Linked DNA regions of Homo sapiens: region 2 is linked to region 1. The links are chromatin loops, found by intact Hi-C in ENCODE. Cell type or tissue: PC-3. All regions are shown on one strand. Each heading gives the region's core, and the rest is flanking DNA. Links, peaks and the distances in the headings are about the cores only.

Region 1 (10,123 bases), core at 689-8,688:
TTGTTTATACTTTGGAAAGATTTCCAGGTTTATTCATTTGCTGCTTTTAACAATCCTTGGAGTCTCCTGTTTTAGATCTCCCTGATTCACTAGAGAACACGTGGATTGAGCTCCTGCGTGTGCCAGGCACAGCTCTAACTCAGAACTCAGTGAGGCAGCACCAGTGCCTGCTCTCACGAAGATTCTGTGTTTGTGAGGAATACAAGTGGAGGATGGGGGTAGGGACAGTCAGGAAGAGACAGACAATTCTCATTTGACAGTAGCCGGAAGCAAATTATATACTATGCAACAAGGCCTAGATATTGTAGAGAAAAGAAAAAGTAGACCATGTCTAGTACGACGGGGCAGGTTGCAGTTTTAAGTGGAGTGGTCAGGGAGGTCTCTAAAGGTGAAATTGAACATGCACTTTAAGGAGGCGCAGTAACTAGCCACTTAGCATCTGGGCAAGAGCGCTGTAGACAGAAGGGCTGGTGGCTGCAGCATACGGACAGCTGGAGGAGCACCCAGGCCAGCCTGGCTGGAAGGACTCAGCACAGAGCTGTGAGCTGGGACTGGGCAGGGCATAGTGGGACCTGGCTGTGCCTGCCATTGCAGGCTGTGGGGGAATTCTAGGTTCATGATGGGATATCAGTGTAGGGTTTTAAGCAGAGAAGCAGGGTCTATTTCATTTTAAATGGCTTACTCTGGCCTCTACATTGAGAATAAACTGTAGAAGGTGGAGGAAAGGGTAGAATCCGGGAGACCATCTTGGAGGATATTGCAGATGGCAGAGGACAAGGCTACAGTCCAGGAGACCATCTCAGAGGACATTGGAGAGAGTGAAGGATAAGGGTAGAGTTCAGGAGACCATCTCAGAGGACACTGCAGAGGGTAGAGGACAAGGCTAGAATCCAGGAGACCATCTCAGAGGACGTTAGAAAGGGCGGAGGACAAGGCTAGAGTCCAGGATACCATCTCAGAGGACGTTGCAGAGGGTGGAGGACAAGGGTGTAAAATCCAGGAGACCATCTCAGAGGACGTTGGAGAGGGCGGAGGACAAGAGTAAAACCCAGGAGACCATCTCAGAGGTCATTGGAGAATTTTACTTTAGTAATCCAGACAAGAGAAAGTGGGGCACACTCTGCAGATAGCAGTAGCAGCAGCAGCAGGGAAAAGTGGCCACATTCTGGATAGTCTGAAGAGAGAGCCCTTACCATGTCCTTCCAGAGTGGTTGTGAATATGAGGAAAAGGGGAAAGTCTGTAATGACTCCAGGCACTTTAGTTTGAGTAACTAGGTGGAATTGTCACCAGTGGAGATGGAGTAGGTTGCAGCCAGAGAAGGTTTGGGTGCAAAAAGGGATTCAGAGGCCGGGTGCGGTGGCTCACGCCTGTAATCCCAGCACTTTGGGAGGCCAAGATGGGTGGATCACCTGAGGTCAGGAGTTTGAGACCAGCCTGGCCAACATGGCAAAACCCCATCTCTACTAAAAATATAAAAATCAGCTGAGAGTTGTGGCAGGTGCCTGTAATTCCAGCTACTCGGGAGGCTGAGTCAGGAGAATTGCTTGAACCTGGGAGGCGGAGGTCGCAGTGAGCTGAGTTCGTGGCATTGCACTCCAGCCTGGGTGACAAAAGCGAGACTCCATCTCAATTTGAAAAAGAGATTCAAAGTTCAGTTTTGAACTTGCTGAGTGTGAGAAGATTATAAGCCACCCACATGGAGACACCGAGTGGGTGGTCCTATCCAGATCTGATCGTTTAAGAGGGCGGTATGTGCTGGAGATGTGATAGGAGTCTTTGGCCTCTGTTTGGTATTTCAAGGAATAAGATCAGATGAGATCCCCAGTGAAAGAAGAGAGGAGTTGTAAGGACTGGGCCCTGGGGCATTCTAGCTTCATGAGGAGCAGAAGAGGACAAGCCAGCAAAGGAGAACAAGAGGGAACAACCAGGGAGGAAGCGGGGGAACCAGGAGCATGGAGAGGACTGAGAATGGAGGCTCGGATCAGTGCCAGGACCAGTGGTCCAGTGGCTGTGGCCACACAAGCTGGATTGGAGAGAAGAATGCAGGGGAGGAAGTGGAGACAGGGATTGTAGACAACTCAGTTGAGCTTTGCGGCAAAAGGGAGCAGAGTTTGAGGTGGTATCTGGTGGGGTAAATAAGCTTAGGAGAATTATTTTTCAGTTGGAAGCATTATCAGCATGTTTAGATGCTGATGGGAGTGATTCTGTAGAGAGTGAAATATTGATTGTGTGGGATGGAGGGCTGCTGAAAACACTTCTTGAGTAGGAGAGAGAGATGGGTTTGTGGAAAAGTGGAGTTACTGGCTTTAGGAGGAACACGGATAGTTACCAGTGGGGATGGACCAAATGACAGATACATGCGTGGGTGGTGCTCGGAGGAGGAGGCTCTGCAGTTCTCTTCTGATTACCGACCTTTCTTTGTGAAATGGGAGTCAAAGCCAGCATCTGAGCATGCTACATGGAGAGGGATTGGAAGTTTGCAGAGACCAGGAGGCAGCAGAAAGTCCTCTAGAGAGATGGAGGTGCAGAGCGGTCACCTGAAGCATTCACAGCCCACTCGAAGCTCTGGCTCCAGACTGAAAGAGCCACTCTGGGTGACTGCATGCTTCTCTAGACAGCCCTGATGGGGAGTTGAAGTGTGCAGGAGGTCAAGGATTGAGTGATCTTTTGGCCAAGCTGAGAGGGACACAGTGAAAGAATGGCTGGAATTGGTATTGTGTGCCAGGGAGAGAGGATCCTAATCTCAGAGGGCACTGAGACAGGGAAGTGAGGAGAGAGGACAGCGGGTCTGAGGGAGGAAGGAGCAGAGGAGGAGCCATTGGAGATGCGGGAGGAGGCCGGGCACTATGGGCCTGGGGTGATGGAGAAAGGACCTGCAGTGGCACAGGCAGTGATCTGAGGTGGTGTGAGGAACCCGGAATGTGGGGTGTCTGCGGGTGCTGCAAGTTCCAGTGTTCCTCCCAAAGGCTCGGCTTCTCAGTCATCCTGTCTCACGTTTTCATGGTCCGTACTTTAAAAGGGCTGCTGGAGAGATCTTCCCCTCCACTTACCCGATTGCCTACTTACCCCTTTGGTGATACTGGGAAGGCATTGCTAAGGTGTCACGGTTGCATTTCCTGGCTGGGGCACTGTGGCCCAGATGTGGCCACTGTGAAAGTTGCCATTTGAAGTTACCCCTCCCGCTTTCTCTTCCATTCCTTGGAAGATAAGTGCATTCTAATTTTATGTTTATTTTTTAATCTTAACTTTAACATATTAGGATTATTGCATCTTTCCCTGCAGTGCTTTTGCTGGCCCCGAGATAGGGTCTCCTCAGGTGTGAGGGAGACATTAAAGAACCCTGGAGAAAACACATCACGAGGCCAAGTAGAATTTTGTGTTCTCTCTGTTGGCCACGCCCACCTCCCAGGACGCTGTGTTTGGGAATCTGTCTCAAACAAATTCCAAGAACTGTGAAATGGCTTCATATTCACAAAAGAGTCATGGTGAAGTGGCCAAAATACTAGAAAATGACATTCCAGCACGAGCAAAGATTTTTTAAATGTTTAGAATTTATAAAGAGAGGTGGTTTTCATGGACTATAAAGCAGCCTCAATCCAGCCTTCAATGATTGAAGTAGCTAATTTTGAAATACAGGTTTTTGTTCTGTTTTGTTTTGTTTTTCCCAAGTAGGAAATATCAGTAGTTTAAAAAGAAAAGAAATTGTTGGTTAAAAACTTGGCCTTGGCCATCACTCAGCCTTTGGACCGGCCACGTTTGGGAAACTGCAGCTTTGTGTGGCCGGCTCGTTGATGGTCTGCTTTTGGCTAGCTGGCCTTTAGGGCAAAGGTCATTTTTAAAGCATGAACTAGAAGCGAAAAGACCGATACCTTGCTCTAGTTCCTCCTGGTTTCAGAGTTCCTAATGTGTAGAAATGAGCAGTATTTTTAGAAATGGAAACAGAGATGCTCTTCTGAGATGCAGCGGCTGATGGTATTGTTACAATCAATCATAACCACATTTTCCACATTTAGCTCAGTTACAGTTTTCTGGGGTTTGTTTACTTCTGTTTTTCAGACTTTGGGCCATTTTCCTCCATATTCTGTGCTCTAGGCTATGATGTTAAGTCAGTCTGTTGCTGGGTCAGTCTTCTCTGAGCCTTCCTGGTGTTTATACATGCCAAATTGGAGGGAGACGGTCAACTACTGGCAAGAGAACAGCAAGTGCCTGTTTTCTAGGGCGGTATAGATTTCTCTAGAAAGATCAAGTCAGCATTTAATGAGCATCCATGATGTGCAAGGTCCCATGCTTGAGGCTCCCAGGATAAATGAGGAGACACAGGCTGACTTCTGTTTGTAAGAATGTGGGTTTTTTTGTTGACTTTTTTTTTTTTTGGGTAATGTTGACAAGGTGAGGATGTGGATTCCAGTTCCCAAAACTGGGGCACAGGCCAGAGTAGAACTAAGACAATGAGAAATGGATGCTGACTGTTAGAAGAATTATCACAACCAAGGCAGTTTTGAGCCTGCTGTGAGGAAAGAGATGAGGAGAACCTGGGCCCTGGAACAGCAGGGCTGGGGAGCCCCTTGGAGCCTGGAGTCTGAAGATTTGCCATCAGGAGGAGGTAGAATCTGTCTCCTGGGCAGGGAGAACCATTCAGATGTGTCAAGGGTAGTGATGTGATTCAAAACAAAAGGGTTCTGGATGGTTGATTGAGTGATATCATGCTTCTGGGATAAAGGGAAGAAGACCCAGTAGGAAATGTTGGGTCATGAGGCTTAACAAAAACAAATGTATTTTTGTCCTTATTTTAAACATACAGTTTCTTTTGATTATTCCCAAAAGCCTAACAACAGAACTTCATAGACACATGCATATACATTCATTAAAGAAATATCGTGCCTGCTCTCAGACTTACAGCTTCATCAATAACTTCTAATTTTAGCTCAATTTAACACTGCCTTATTAAATATTAATGAGAACACCATTAGTATCTTGCCTTTATAATTTGTTATAAAATGGGTAACATAATTCAGTCACCTCAATCTTGATTTAAACCTGACCTTACTGATTTTAATGATCTGTTTTATGAGTTGTGTTTCATAATTTATCTCAGTGCTTTAAAAATTATTTTTCCTTTTTTCTTTCTCTCTCTAAATATATATGATATAAATAAATATAATACCTATAATTGTATGTACATAAATATATAGTCAATGTAAAAACATTTCTTTGAATTTAAAAATAAGGTGAAACCTCTTCTGGTAGAACACAGGGCTGACCGATTTGACAGTGAGAACCTCCTTTGTCTCTTAGGTTATTAGAATCAGCTAAATATACAAATAATATTGACAAACATGTAATTGAAGCATTTTTAATAATAAAATCACGTATTAAGATTTTTTTCAAGCTCGTTCTTGAGTATATTGACTTAAACAAAGTGCCTCTAAGTGAAAAAGTAATGAGTACAATTATTTATAAAGTCTTAGTATAGTCTCTTGATGTGTTTCCCAGAAACTGGACTTGAATGACTAATGTCTTGGTTGTACATTATTTACATATCTGGTGGTTCCCAAAGGTTTACTTTTGTGGGAAGATCTGCTGATTAAGTTGTCAGCTGATCACTCAGAGTTAGTTTTTTCTTTTATTACTATGTGATTTTTGGCATATATATAGAAGTTCAAGACTTGAGTTTCATTTTTACAATGTATCTTCTAGTCCATCTGTGTATGTATGTGAACAAAGTATTGAAGTTATTATAGCTATAAAAGTGAAAAGTTGGAACAAAATTGATCTTGAATTGAGTCTTATTATACATATAAGTAATATTTATCCATAGATATACAAACTTAAAGAGAAAAAATCCAAATTCTTCTGTTTTTAATAGTTTATTTTTTAGATTTAAGAAATGTACATTAATTTATATTTATCTTGTTTTTATTAATTATATAATCATTACAATTGCAGTAATTTTTAATAGTTGGAACCTTATGGTAACAAGCTATTTCAAAAATTAATACTTTTCTTAATTTTTAAAATCAGTAAAATACTTCCACTGATAAAATATAGACAAGGAATCCTATATTACATTACATGAAGTAAAAATTATGTCAGGAGAATAACAATGGTAATATAGGTTCAGAGAGATAAAGGAATGCTATAAAATTTGTGCCCGAGAAGAAAGTTTCTACATATATAAAATTTAGTGATAGGCCAAAAATTAAATCTTTTAAAACTGACATTGACTTATTTTTTAAAAGGCAATATGCCAGAAGTTACATCATTTTCAGTGATTTGTAGTTCTATTGAATTTTTTTGATGGCAACTGGGGGCATGCAAAGGGCCTGAGTAGTTTTTAAAAATTATTTTAAGCCGTATTTAAGCCAAAAAAAGGGACAGCCTCTGCTGCAGGCCACACAGTGCCAATGAGAGGGTCTGTGGGAAGAGGTGGAGCTCGAGAATCGGTGAGGCCTGGCTCTGCCCTGTCCTGCCCACGTGATCTGGAGAAGCCACTTCCCTCTTGGATTTGTTCATTATACAATGGGAATGGCAGATGCTCTAAGGATCAGATGTATTGAAGGATGGGGAAACTGTTCATAACGTGTGATCAACATTCAGATGTTAGCCACTCACATGTTAGCTACGGGCTAAGAACTAAAAGCACACAAAATGACCACCTGCAGCCCAATCTAGGTCCCGAGGGAAGAGGGAAGGAGGTCAGTGTGTATAACTGGTGGAGCCATGCTGCACGGTGGAAACTCAGCAGATACAAACAAGATACCAGCAAGCTCTGTTGCTCCCAGCTGCAAGGAAGACTGGGTGTGGAGATGGTCTACATGTTTTATTCTCTCAGAGGAGAATACTCTGATGGTGCTGCAGGGCTGCAGGAATTTGGGAGATCCAGATCTGGCTGAGGGATGTCTTCTGTCACAGCACAGAGAGAAGAGACAGCCTTAGAGGAGGTTGATTTTTATTCTCAAGCTCCTGGAGCCACGCAAGTTTGGATCCTGCCCAGAGGTCTAGGGACACATGAAATACCTCATGGTTGCTGCTGACAGCTATCATTTGTTTATCACTTTCATGTTTATAAATGAATTTCCATTTGCATGGTTATTTTGCTGGCTTAAACAATGTCCCTGTGAGCTGTGGTGCTTCCCATCATCCAGCTGAGAAAACTGAGACTGAACAAGGCTTCCTCAAGATGAGGCAACGGGCCATTGGTGGAGTTGAAACAAGCCCAGGATGCCCCATTTCCAAATCTCACATTACCTTTCTGCCTGATAAAAATTTAGGAGAGACTCTTAAGAGGTGACTCTTAGCACCAGGAAAGCAGGGAAGATTAGAACATCTTGGAAAATATCTTGATTCCAAATGGAAGTGATTTAGGATTGCAAGACCCTCCAGGATCCAGATGGGTGTGGGCGTGGTGGGAGTGGAGTGGATCATTTCTGGACATTGGTGTTTTGGAGGAGCCATTTTAAGGGCTATCAGCTGGTGTTTTATGTGCTTCAGAAGAGATCTTGAGTACCAGAAATAATGGTGTCCAGCTGTGGGAGGAAGCACATATTGAAATCAGATGAATTATTTTGCAGAGACTAGGAACATGACTGTGAAGTCCATTGGTGGACGAGGTCATTGGGGGCAGAGGAGAGGCACCAGTGGGCTCTGGAGTGCCTGTCCATCCCTGAAAGCGTAGGCCATGCGAGGTGACCACGTGGTGCTTTTGATTTCTCTTCTGGGTCCTCTTTGCCCAATTCTAGTTGAAAACTTTGGTGCAGGCTAAAGTCAGCCCAAGAGAGTGTAATATTATCACCAACACTTCCCAGAAAGAAAAAGTCAAACGCAATTTGAGGTTTTGAAGAATCAGAATGAAGAGCCTGCTGTTAAACATTTCTTCACTATGTGAGTAAGTCAACTGAATGTGAGGATTAACTACAAACAGGAGGTTTGTATATAAATGTTTCCAGGATGGGGAAAAAAAAATCACATTTCAGAATCTTTGAAGAAGGGGTTAGCCTGGGGAAGGCATTTCACAGTTCCCTCCCCTCCCCTCCCCTCCCCTTCCTTTCCTTCTTTTTTTTTTTTTAAGGAAATCAAGAAACTTCTGGTAGAATAGAGAATAAATTGAAAGTGCATCATCTGAGGAAGGTTCTTACATAGGACAGGAATTAAAGGACATCCTCTGTATTAAAAGGATCATGTAATCCACAGACTTTGAGAGCTGGCCCTGGAGGCAGTCTAGGCCTCTTTAGCACCGAGCTGAGTCTCTGGTCGAAGAGACCATGGAGTGAGGAGGGTGTGGACGTCACCCAGAACTTCCATTTCAGAGACCTGCACTCAGCCAGGCTATTTGTGTGTTCTTTCAATTCATTGACAAATCAACATTGGATTTTCGGAATTCATTCAGGATCTGTCTTTGCTCTTAATCTTAACTTTTGTATTTGAGTTCTAAAAGTTCTCTAAGGAATTACTTAAGGAATTATGGATAATTTATTTTAAAAATAAATATACATACACAGTAAAATTATTAAACTACAGAGAGTGTATTAAGTAAAAATTTAAATTCTGTACCTTCTTTCCCAGAGAAAACCACTATCATCATCACCATTATTATTATTATTATTTTTTTATTTACCCCTCTAGAAAATTTAGGAGGCATAAAAAGATACCCGCTTTTTAGTCAGAACAGGATTCTGCCATATTACTGTTTTAAGCAGTGCGTTTAAAGAGCTGTATTCAGTAGAATTTGACACATGAAAAACTTCATTATGTCAGTTTTGAAGCATAATTAGCAAATATCCTGAACCTGCCTTTCAAACGAGAGCATCGTTGATGTGAATGGTGCTCCCATATATTGCTGCCCTGGCATCCCACCTTTCCCCTGAGCTACCTACTAATCTTTCCTTGCTATTTTAAGCGTTCTTTATTGCTAAACCTTATATCCTTTTACTCATTAACAATGATATTGTGTTATAGGTAGACTTGCTCACTCAGTGTTCTCTAAGATTTAACCGCGTTGTTTTGTGTAACTGCATTTATTCATTTCATGTTGTGTAATATTTGATAATGTTGGCGTCGATTTCTTCATGCATTCTCCTGCCATTGGATGTTTGGGTTATTTTCAATCTTTACTGTCACAAAACAGTCTGCTGTTAGTATTCTTGGTTCCTAAATACCTGGTCCATAAGTGCAATTTTTTTCTTGATTATATACCAAGGAAGAGCACAGCTGGGCCTGAAAAATAAAAGCTAATTAATGATTAAGTTTGCAAGAAAATGTTGTAATGATTTCTGAAGTGTGATCATACTAATTCACATTGCCATCAGCAGTGAATAAGAGTTTCCTTTAAAATTTATGCCTTTCTTATCCTAACACTTGGCATTAGGTGTCTTAATTTTTGCCAAATTAATGGTAAGATGAATTTAAGCTACCAGTAATATTGAGCTACTTTCCCCATGTTTAATCACCATCTGTTTTGTCCACTGTAAAATGACTGCTCGTATTTTTGGTCTAGTTTTTTTATTGGATTGTATTTTTCTTATTGATTTGAACTCATTTTCCTGTATTCTGAAGACTGTTGTTTGTTTCAAGTGTTAAAAATATTACCTCCCAGTTTGTGTCATCCATTTTCACTTTCTGTAAGTTATCTTTTTAATGACTAGAAGTTCTTGATTTTAACATGCTGACTATATCAGCCTTGCCCATTTATAATTAGGGCCTTATATTTAATATATTCTTCTGTATTCTGAGGTCATAAGTCACTCTCTTATATTTAATAGTTTTAAAAGTATTTAGAATTAACTTTTGTGTGTGATGGAGGAATCCAATGTGGTTTTTATTCATAAGGAAAAATAATACGTAGTAACATTTATTGAATGGCCCTTTGTCTCTATTTATCTGAAATGCACACTCTGTTATGTGTCATGTTTCCATGTATTCATGTTTTTTTTTTTTTCTCTGTCTCCTTTATTAACTTGGTTAGGTTGCCCACCTCTGTGTCAATGCAGCCTGCTCTTAATGACTCCAGCTCTCTAGTAAGTTTTGGCACTTGGCTTCCAACCTTTTCCCTCTTATTTGGTGGTGTTTGGCTATACCTGGTCCTCTGCCCTCTATAGAGATTTTAGAGTTAGTTTATGAACTAAT
Region 2 (10,123 bases), core at 601-8,600, 66 kb after region 1:
GCTGTCTGTGTGCACACCCTGCTACCACACTGCCTCTGTTCCGTTCCCCTGGGAGGTCTTCGTGATGAAGCCGTGGCTGGGTGAAATATGCATTTTTGCTCCTCTGTGAATCCGGGTTTTCATATTGAACAGATAGAACAAACGGGCCGCGCTGCCCACACCACCGCTTCTCTTGCAGCTTGTTTGGAAGCTGAGGCTGCAGGAGCGAGCTCCTTGCTAAGGAAGGAACATGCATTCTCTCAGAAGTCTTCCCTCTCCACCAGCCCAGCACTGCCTCCAGAGGTGAGGGGAAGGCAGCTGGACAGTTCACTAGTCCCTGTGGTATAGTGGAAAGCACAGTCTCCACGTCAGTGTCTTCCCCTTGTGGTTGGCGAGGGGGAGGAAAAGCCCAGTGGCGTCCCTAGAGAGCCAGATCTTCCTGGCTGTCACCCCCATCTCACCCTGTCTCTGGCTTCCCGGGCTCAGTCTTCAGAGCCTATCACTGCCTCTTTGGCTGCCGCCCAGACCTCAGGACAGGCAACTGTGAGAACAAAGAGCGGCCTTCCTCCTTTTTGGCAGCGGGTGCGTGGTCACATGTGCAGGCCTCCTCGGGAACGTCCAGCTTCTGGTGGCTTTTGTAGACCGCAGTGTAGCTGCAGGCCCGGCTGCAGGTTGTGCCCAGTCCCTTACCCTCCAGCTGTCCCCTCACAAACACTTCCCTGAAGCTCTGCTGACACAGTGCCCTGATTAAGAACCGCAGGCCTGACCGGTCACACTGGCCTTCCTGCCCCGAGTGGGTTCTTATAAAGCAGCCGTGGATGACACAGGCCCCCTCCCGACACGGTGCACTCTCCACTGCCTGCAGGAGTGAGCCCTGCCGCTCCACTCAGCACTGCTGCTGCCTCCTGGCCTACTGCACCCCATGCTTCCCTGTCCCCCCGGGCCAGATGCTGTTCCTGAGCACACCCCTTCTGGTGGAGCCTGCTTCCCTTTCTCCTGACTGCTGTTTGTCTTGGACAAACTCAACACTGGAAGGGGCGGTCTCTTCCTCGTATAAGGAGATGGAATAAACAGCCTCCGCATCCAGTCCTGCTGTCGTGCCTTGCTCCTGAGACCTCTGAATGGCCAGGGAGCCGGGGCTCTGGGCATCCTCCTGGCCTCCACCCCAGGTCCCTGCATGCCACCCCACAAAAGCAGGTGCTCAGTGCTAGCTGCTGAATGGACTTGAGAATCCCAGATAAGTGACAGGCTTGCTACTGCTAACTTCCCACCTGGAGTTCTTGAAAGAGAGTGTTTAACACAAAATCATTCCGTCCACATCTTCACTGAGCATCTACAGTCACCAGCCACCGTGTGAGGGCCGCATAGGGCCACAGAGGCATTACCCCTGGCCTTATCTACACTGCAGGAGATGAGGTGTGCACTCACCCTCCACATGGGTGACAGGAGACCCATACACAGCATGCGGGCTGGAAGACTCTGATGATGGAAATTGTGCATAGGTAGAATGAGGTTAAGTAGGTGGAGGATACTGAAGGGGTAAGAAGAACTAGTATTTGCCGGGGCCTTACTTTATATAGGGCAAAATCCACCCTTCCAGCAAGGATGCCACCTGCAAAGCAGGATCATCTTGTTCTGTAGCTGAAGGGACTTAGTCTTAGATAGCTTAGGAAAAAGGTAATGCAGGGGAGCAGCACGCCGATCATGACCTGAAGCAGCTGACTGTGAGCCTGCCTGCCTCCTGCACACCACCCAAGGCTGTGGTGAGAGCACAGGAGGCGGCGGGTCTAAAGGCTCGACAGAAGCAAGAACTCATATAGATGGGAGCGTTTATTTTACGCATAAAGTCTGGGGCTTTTTTTTTTTCAAGAACCTTATAAAAACAAACTTTATAATTTGAACTCTTCAGCTTGTGAGTGAAGTCACAGTCCTACATCCTTGAGGAAAGTGATCCTTGCCAGAACATGTACTGTGCAGCTTGCTGGGCAGTTTGCTGCAGGTTCCCAGGGCCATCCAGTGAGAGTTGCCAGGGGGATTCCCATGAGGCTGTCCTCAGAAGGGAAGGCTGTGCAGGAGGTCGTGCCTCCAGCCTCCTTAACCACAGCCCTCCAGCCTGTGCTGAGGACCCGGCTTGTATGGCCCTGCGGTGGTGGTGTGTAGCTAGCACACCTCTGTCTCAGGGCTCCAGCCCTCCTGCTGGGGCTCAGAGGAATGCCTGTTGCCAGGTGTCTGGCTACTCTGTGTGTGTTCTACTCATCTTTGTGTCCTTCCATTCACCCTCTATCTGCAAGGCTTTGATTCATCCCTTGCTATTTGCCAGCACTCTGTTAGGTATGGGGAATAGAAAGATAAATAATTAATAGTTCTTGTTTTCAAAGAATTCACCATCTACTAGAGGAGAAACATAAACAGACCATGGATTATTGATGGCTCTAGAAAGGCTGAGAGAAACCCTTGCGGAGCGTGTAAGCAATATTCCGGAGCACCGCTGTCTCCGGGGTACTGGAGCTGTGGAGTGATTGTCCCTCTATCTGCCAAGCTTATCCCACAGTATTAGGAAGTGGAGGCACTGGGAGAGAAAGGTCCATGCTAGAGCCACATGTCTGCTAAGTGGGTGAGCTACAATTTCAAGGCAGCCTTGTGTGTGATTCCAGGGTCTTTGCTCCCAACCACTGTTCATGGGGCTTTTGCTGCTTCAATTTGGACCTGCCTGCGTGTAATGTTTGTGTTAATAAATCGTGGATCCCAGATAAGCACCTTTGAGCACAGTTTCTGGGCATTTTCTCCTGCTTTTAGGATCATCAGTAGCCAGCAGGCCTTCGTGTGAAAAAGCAGACAAAAATCAGACTCGCTGTAGTTTTAGGCGAGGCAGATATTTCTCTGTGGCCACTTCTCCTTGGCAGGAAACTTCTGACGCACCGGAGGTATATTAGCAAATCAGCAGTGCTGTCTCGTCATCAGGTTTCAAAGAGTTGGAAACCAAAGTGGAAAATGAAATTCCTGGAACATTCTGTGGCTTACCCCCCTTTCTTCCCTCTGTGTGGCTGATGCCTTTTTTCCTGCAATGCCTTTGACCCTCTGGCCAACTTTTCATCTCTGGGAAGCCTTCCCTGATCCCACCCAGGTGGGACCCCTCCTCTCTACCCCTGTAGTGGCCCATTAGAGCCTCCCTGCCCCCTTGAAGTGGCCCCATGAGAGCACGGAGCACAGTGCATTGTGATGATGATCTGTGCATGCCTCTTTCCCCTACACTGGGCTGTGCGGGTCTCAATAGCATTTGCAGCATTGCAAATGGATCATTGCATTTGCAGCAGCATGAACATGAACATACAAAGGAGAGGTTCTCGGGGTTGACTGACACTATGCCCCTTTAAAGTACATACAATTCCTTGTTCTACAGAAAAAGTTTATGAGGTAAACAGAAAATATGTATTGAATGATTGATTTTGAAAGTGTTCTTTTAAAAACAATAAATTTTATTGTATATATTTGAGGTTTATAACATAGTATTATGGGATACATATAGATAATAAAATGGTCATATAGTGAAGCAGCTCAGCGTATTCATCATCTCACATAGTTGCTTTTTACGGTGATGGGCACCTAAAGTCTACTCACTTACTAACAATCCCTGATATGATACAATTGTATTAAAGTTAGTCCTCATGTTGTATGTTATATCTCTAAACTGGCTCATGTAAAAGTTTTCAATTGAGGAGTAAGTATACAAAAAATGTACAACAGACAAACATAAAACCTCACCAGCCTTGGAATCAGCCACATGTGGGTTTGAGCCCTAGTGCTTCTATTGAGCTGTTGTTGATGTCTCTGAGCCTTGGTTTTCTCATCTGTCATGTGAGCATGGTAACACGCCATATGACTTTTGTGCATGTTTACTGAGCTAACATAGGTAATGCAATTCACGTAGAATCTAGGACTTAGAAAGCATTTGTCTACTGCTATCTATAATGAGTGCAGTAGTAGGAAAATGTGTCAGTATCTGCTTTTAGGCTGTGTATTTTACAGAAGTTTCTCTGTTTACCTATTTTTGTGCTCATTTCAAGACATCTTTTTGCAATTAGAATGAAAACCATAGCTTGTGAGTCATGACCCACTTTATATCTGGAAGAAAGCTGGGCTTGTTTTTGATGGATGCAAGGTCAGGCGCTTGGAACGTCATCTCTCTTTATGTAGTGAACAAATTGATATTCCCAGAACATAATCCTTTTGCAGATTGTACAGATAGCTGCATCCTGATGACACATGATGTTCACTCTTGGGTAGCTTTGAAACCCAGACATGACTCACTACTTGTTGCATATGGGTGTACGCTTCATGCCACTTTTAATTGTTGTATTTTGCTTCTTAGGATGCGTCATGTTTTATCATTATATACTGATCCGCACAATATCCTGAGAGTCTTCAGCATCGTATATTGGTTTAACGCACTCCAGTATCCTCCAGAGACCCCATTTAGACAAACTTCATAATAGAAAGTAAAATAATGATCTTGTTGCTAAGGTTTTGGGATTTTTAAATACCTATAACTGTAAGAGACAAATCACGTAAGTAGACAAAAAAGAGACAACAGCCACTATTTACTTAGCTGGTGCTGTCTACCAGGAATTATGCCAGGTGCTTTCATAGATTACTGTCACAACAGCGCAGGAAGATGGGCCTTCTGGTTTTATTGTCAAGTGCAGGGAGATGGGCCTTCTGGTTTTATTGTCAAGTGCAGGGAGATGGGCATTCTGGTTTTATTGTCAAGGGAGCTGTTGCTCAAACTCTGACTTGAGGGACAAGGATTGGTTGAGCCTGTCTGGCTCTGAAGCCTACAATCTTTCTCCCTTGTCATGTGGCACCCAATCATAAACAGAAAGTTCCACTGATCTGCCAACTGTTCTGCTCATTGTTACAATGGTTCACCACTCTAGTAGTCCGCAGCGCCACTGCCACTTAACACGTCTGCGGATGGTTCCCAGAACCAGGCTGCAGCCCTGCTGGAGGCTGGGTGTGACTCCTCTCTTGCTCATCATCTGCCTCTCCCTTGTTCTGAAAGAAGTCTTTGCATTGGTTTTAATGAATTTATCTCTGAAAATTCTGCCATCTGGAGTCTCACGTAGAACTCCAAGCCTGGGGTCGTCCATACTCACTACTCTGGGAAATGTCTTCATAAACCATAGGTTGGTAAAATGTAGATGATCTGTGAAAACCTAAGTTTAGGGCCACTGCAATCATCAGAGCCCAGGCAGATCAAAAGAACACAGGCTGGAACACAGGGTTCAGTGTGGAGCCACCAACATTGTAATTTGTACTTGAAGTTACAGCTCTTGAGAAAAGCTTTGGGAAGTGGCTCTTTCTGAGGATTGCCTTGATTTTTGTTTTTTAAAGAAATTGCAATCTGGAGTCTTCAATGAATGAAATATTCTATTTTGCTAGGATGGGGAGAATTACCAGTTTAGATCAAATTATTCTTTATATATCAAGCATATACTCTTCTCTGTGTATTCTTCTATACTTTTTCACTTGCCTAATATTCTTACAACTCCACTGTGAGGTAGGTTAAACCACCCTAAATTGCAGATCAGGAAAATAAGGATGGTAGAGAGAGATTAATAGGCTTGTTCTAAACATGGAGGTAGAAGGAATTGCAGTTGAATTTCCATTTAGACCCATTCATTAGTAATAATCATGCATTCTTGTAATAAAATGGATTATACGTTTTTGCGGGGAGATGTCAGCTCAGCAAACATAGCTTATTAATTTTTCTTGATTAATTGCTATTATATTTTAATAATGGTATTGTAATATTATATATTGTTGCTAATATGAACTTTAAATATACTGGGACTGTGATTAAAGTTGATTTGGGGATGCCGTTGTAGGATTTTACATCATTTTCTATGCTCTTTGAGTTCTTATATAAGCTCTACATCTAGTTTCTCTTGGTAGTGAGCCTAGCTGGCAAAGGCCGTATTGTTTCTTCTCATTGCTGTTTATAATATGCTTTTCAGGGAAACACTAGATTTCTAAGACTAGTAGACTTTGTAAAGCAGGAGTGAAGACCACAGAATCTTTTATATTAACTCTACTTCATGTCCTTCACTTCTTCTTGTTTTGCTTACTTCAGGCTTTAAGCAGTGCCCCCAAGTAGGTAAGGTAGGTAGTGAGTAATTGCCTGGTAAGTGAGGCACCCTGAGTGAGGAATGCCAAATACAGTTGGGTTCTCAGCAGGGAGATCATGGGCATTTTGTCTGAGCAAGCTTGGGTTCACATCGAGGCTCTGGGTACTATTTGTGTAAGTTGGCAACTTCCTCCTTTGCTGACTCAGTTTTCACATATGAAAAATGGAACAGTCATACCTTTCTTGTAAAAATGCTCTAAGGCTTCAGTGAAAGACTGAGAGATAAAATATTTAATGCAGTGCCTGCATCTTATAGGCATTTGAGAAATATTACCTCCCAGCCTCCCTTGCTGCCTTTCATCTTGCTTTTAGAATTCTTGGCTCTTGTGTTTGCTGAGGTTTTGTGCCGGGATCTAACCCATAGCCTTAGCTTTGTGATTGAGCATACAGTCCCTGGCACAGAATGGGTACCCCATAAATAGTTGTTGAATGAATAAAACCTCAAAACCTCAAATGTGTTGGTTGCTGTGGACTACACAGTGAAAATATTAAACTGTAATGGAATGATGTGCCTGGTCCTTTTTTTAATGCATCATGGTTTCTTCAGCATTAAGGAGGTAAAGATGTTTATAGACACTTCTCTGTTTTTCTTTCAGTGCCTGAAACAGTATGTTGAGCTCTTGATCAAAGAAGGATTAGAAACCGCAATTAGCTGCCCAGATGCTGCCTGCCCTAAACAGGGCCACCTACAGGAGAACGAGGCATGTGCAATTGAACAGACTGGGCTGTTTGATGTGCACAGGCGTGCACTGCTGAACTTGTCAGAATAACGTGGGTTTTGTTTGGGTGTGCGTTGCATTATATTCTAGCCCTCAGCTTGTTATCATTCCTGTTTGCATTTTTTTTTCCCTTAGATTGAGTGCATGGTTGCAGCTGAAATTATGCAAAGATATAAAAAGCTACAATTTGAAAGAGGTAGGTGCCTGGTATATCTGCCGGTTATGATTCCTGTAATGTGTGAATGTGGATAATTTTGTGGGGAGTTCTTTTGGTAGATATGGTTATACAGCATTTGATAGGAGTTAAAAAGTTGATGTAAAATAAACTTCTGAAATTAAACTGACATTCTGGATTCTCTGAACAGCTCACAGTTTGAAGACCTTGTCTAGTGATCTATTTGGTAGCAGGAAGAATTTATGGAACACAATTTGTTTATAAGGATTGAGGCTCCTGGGGGAGGCTTAAAGTTGATGGCTCTCTTGAGGTATTATATTTCAGCCAGCTTAAGGCTGAGTTTGAGGGCTAAACTCTTGGACTGGCCCAGAAGTTAAAAGATGCAGAGTCATGGAGGGAAGTCGTGAGGGTAGGCATAGCAGAAATTACAGTAACCCCCGTCCTAACAACAGTCCGATGGTAGGTGTCCTGTCTGCGCTTACTCACCACTGGACACAGACCTAGATAGTAGGTGGTGAATGAATAATCAAGTCCCTTATCCCAGTAAGTGTCACAACAACTCTGCAAAGCTAATTTGTCATTATCTAATAAACGGATCCCCAGAGAGGCTAACTGACTTGCCCTGATTTCTAAATATAGTGGGTGCTTTGGGACCACATCCCATGACCCTTCATCGTGAGCCCTCCACTGGGCCCTGAATAGTCCTTCTGGCTGGAGCAGGCCTGATGCAGACCCAGGGGTCCTCTGGGAGAGCAGTGTGGCAGGTGCACACAGAGCAGAACATGATTCTCAGGATAATATTGCAAAGCATTAAGCCATGTGGAATGTCCAGGAGAGGTCTTTAGCTCTGCTCTCTGAAATACTCCGGGGTCATACAATGAAACTGTAAAGAGTCTGTGGACTCTCTTTGGCTTTGTTTTCATATCTATTCTGGGCCCCAGGCTTGTCTGGTAAAGAGCAGAGTGACAGATGTGTGCAGGCGACACTCCATATGCAGAACATCATTGTGTGGACCTTGCAGGCGGATTCTGAGTTTGGATTGCTGGCATCTGCTCTCCCTCTCCCTGCACTGATTCTCGGGTTCTTGACCTGAGCAGGGTCTCACCACTGAGACACAGCCCTGGAGGGTGGGCTTACATGAAAACATGGCCGGATGGGGAGTGGACGGCAGAGGAGACCAGAGGACAATATCCAGAGACTCCCAGTTTAGCTGCATGCAGAGACCTGTTGTTTGTATATTTTTGCTTTCTAAAAGAAATGCTAGAGATAGCTGGGCCCAGTGGCATGTACCTATAGTCTCAACTACTCAGGAGTTCAAGTCCAGCCTGGGCAACATATTGAGACCCCGTCTCTAAAAAAAAAAAAAAAAAAGAAAGAAAAAGAAAAAAATATGTAGCCCACTTAAAAAAAAACTCAAACAGCATTTTTCATGGCATTGACATTTGTTTTCAAGAGTGTGTTTATTAAAGTGTCGTATATCATTTGCTTTGGGGCAGTTTATAGCTTTAATATAATGCCATTTGGTACAAAAGTCAGTACGTAGGGCAATAAAATTGATTAATTTAGACTTCTGAGACTTTCAGGCTCTTCTGAGAATATTTTCCAGAGAGAATCTTGACAGAAACTGGCTGTTGTTTGCGTTACAAGAATATGAACTTTCTATGACATTGAATTTAATTTAAAAATGCAGCTGGGTACATTTTTCAACCTAATAATTTTAACTGTTATTTCTTTAGTACTTTGGCTTAGTCAGAAAATCTTTTTTCCTTTTGCATAAACATGAAGCCAACTTGGCTTCTGTTAAAAAAAAAAAATCTCTCAAGCCTCTCCCTTTAAAGCATTTTACTAACATTATGTTCAAAGTTTTTTTTTTTTTAAGTATTCAGACTTCATACTATAAAAGACCTGTCTAGATAAAACGTTAGAATGTCAGAGCTAAAATATAGTTATGGATTATAGCCAGCACCTTGAAAGAGTTTGGAGACAAGATCAGAAAGCAAATTTTGACTGTCTCTATGGCTCTAAAATCTAGTCAAGTAGAGGACGCCCTGGAAGAAAACTGAGACAGTTCAATGATTTTCTGAAAACATTGAGTTACCAGAAAGTTCTATGGTTAGGTCATGTTGCGCACACTGTCTGCACTTAGTCTTAGAATGTCTCCTCTGATATAACAGCCTTGGTTTTAGCGTCAATGTCTTCCCCTTCTGGAGCTCTGGGGCAAGCAGGAAGCCAGGGAAGGGGGCCAGGAAGCTGAGTTTTCATTCTGAACACCTCCTCACAACTGGCTCACTCCAGAGTCTGGGTAGGGACAGATTCTTGAGCGAGGGGGTGTGGATGCCTCTTGCTGCGTGGACCCCTCTCTCATGCTACACTCGACGCCCGTGGCCCTCTGAGACCCAGCGGTGCTGTGCTAAGGGCGTTGCTGTGCACCTGCCTCTATCTGGAGGCTCAGCCCTCCCAGAGACAGGACTGTGGGTCCTCATGCCTTCGTCCCATGCCAGCCCAGTGCCTGGCCAAGTGAATGCTGATGTCAGATGTCAACCGTGTATTGTTTTTTTTTTTGTTCTTTGTTTTTTTTTTTTAAAGTAAAGCTCAGAGAGATTAAATAATACGATGGGTTATCCACCTGTAATCAGGCCTGACTAGAGCCGACTCCTGAAAATGTTGCCATCTCACAGCAGGATCAAACCCACCATCCCAGCCCTGCACCAGGCACCAGCCCGCCGGGCAGGGTAGTAAGTGCAGGGATGAGAGGGGATGCTGGGTGCATCGTTCTCTGTCATGTACTTCTGAAAGGAAACTGTTTTAAAAGGAAAGCCACCTTTTTAAAAAGTTTTATGCATTTTTAAGCAGGGAGTTCTTAAGAGACCTGCTTCATTAATCTGCCATGAATACGCCTCTGGGAGAGAAGAGTTAACATTAGTTTCCTCTAGTGTGCCAAAAAGCATATCATTTGCTTTGTTTGAAAATATGTCTCATACACACACGTGTGTAGATTGGGGAGGATAATGCAGAATGTTAATAGACATCTACGCCTCAGCCTGGGGCCATGTTCACAGGGTGTGA

What was found. Hi-C counts contacts between places; a loop is a spot of excess contacts. Peaks named below come from ENCODE experiments on the same cell type or tissue, not always from the same donor. Only the 100,000 strongest peaks of a DNase experiment are listed, where the experiment ranks them.
Region 2: it touches region 1 in a loop (4-fold over the local background); 3 of 110 quality-filtered maps call a loop at or near these places.

What each region holds. Positions count from the first base shown.
Region 1 is chr2:6,941,356-6,951,478 of GRCh38, forward strand. The region is part of intron 2 of RNF144A (ring finger protein 144A); the gene reads left to right. Among named protein-coding and RNA genes, the nearest start is that of GRASLND, 28 kb to the left of the region's middle. In PC-3, for the core only: no CTCF peak of the experiment used is centred there; a DNase peak (open chromatin) is centred at 5,546; H3K4me3 peaks cover 246 bases; H3K27ac peaks cover 2,480 bases.
Region 2 is chr2:7,007,695-7,017,817 of GRCh38, forward strand. RNF144A (ring finger protein 144A) reads left to right here. Exons shown (of 9, transcript NM_014746.6): 4 at 6,760-6,864; 5 at 7,018-7,078. Among named protein-coding and RNA genes, the nearest start is that of GRASLND, 94 kb to the left of the region's middle. RefSeq lists an enhancer at 9,474-9,973. In PC-3, for the core only: CTCF peaks have their summits at 5,042 (motif pointing left) and 6,866 (motif pointing left); DNase peaks (open chromatin) are centred at 2,917, 4,227, 4,967 and 6,227; H3K4me3 peaks cover 886 bases; H3K27ac peaks cover 6,998 bases.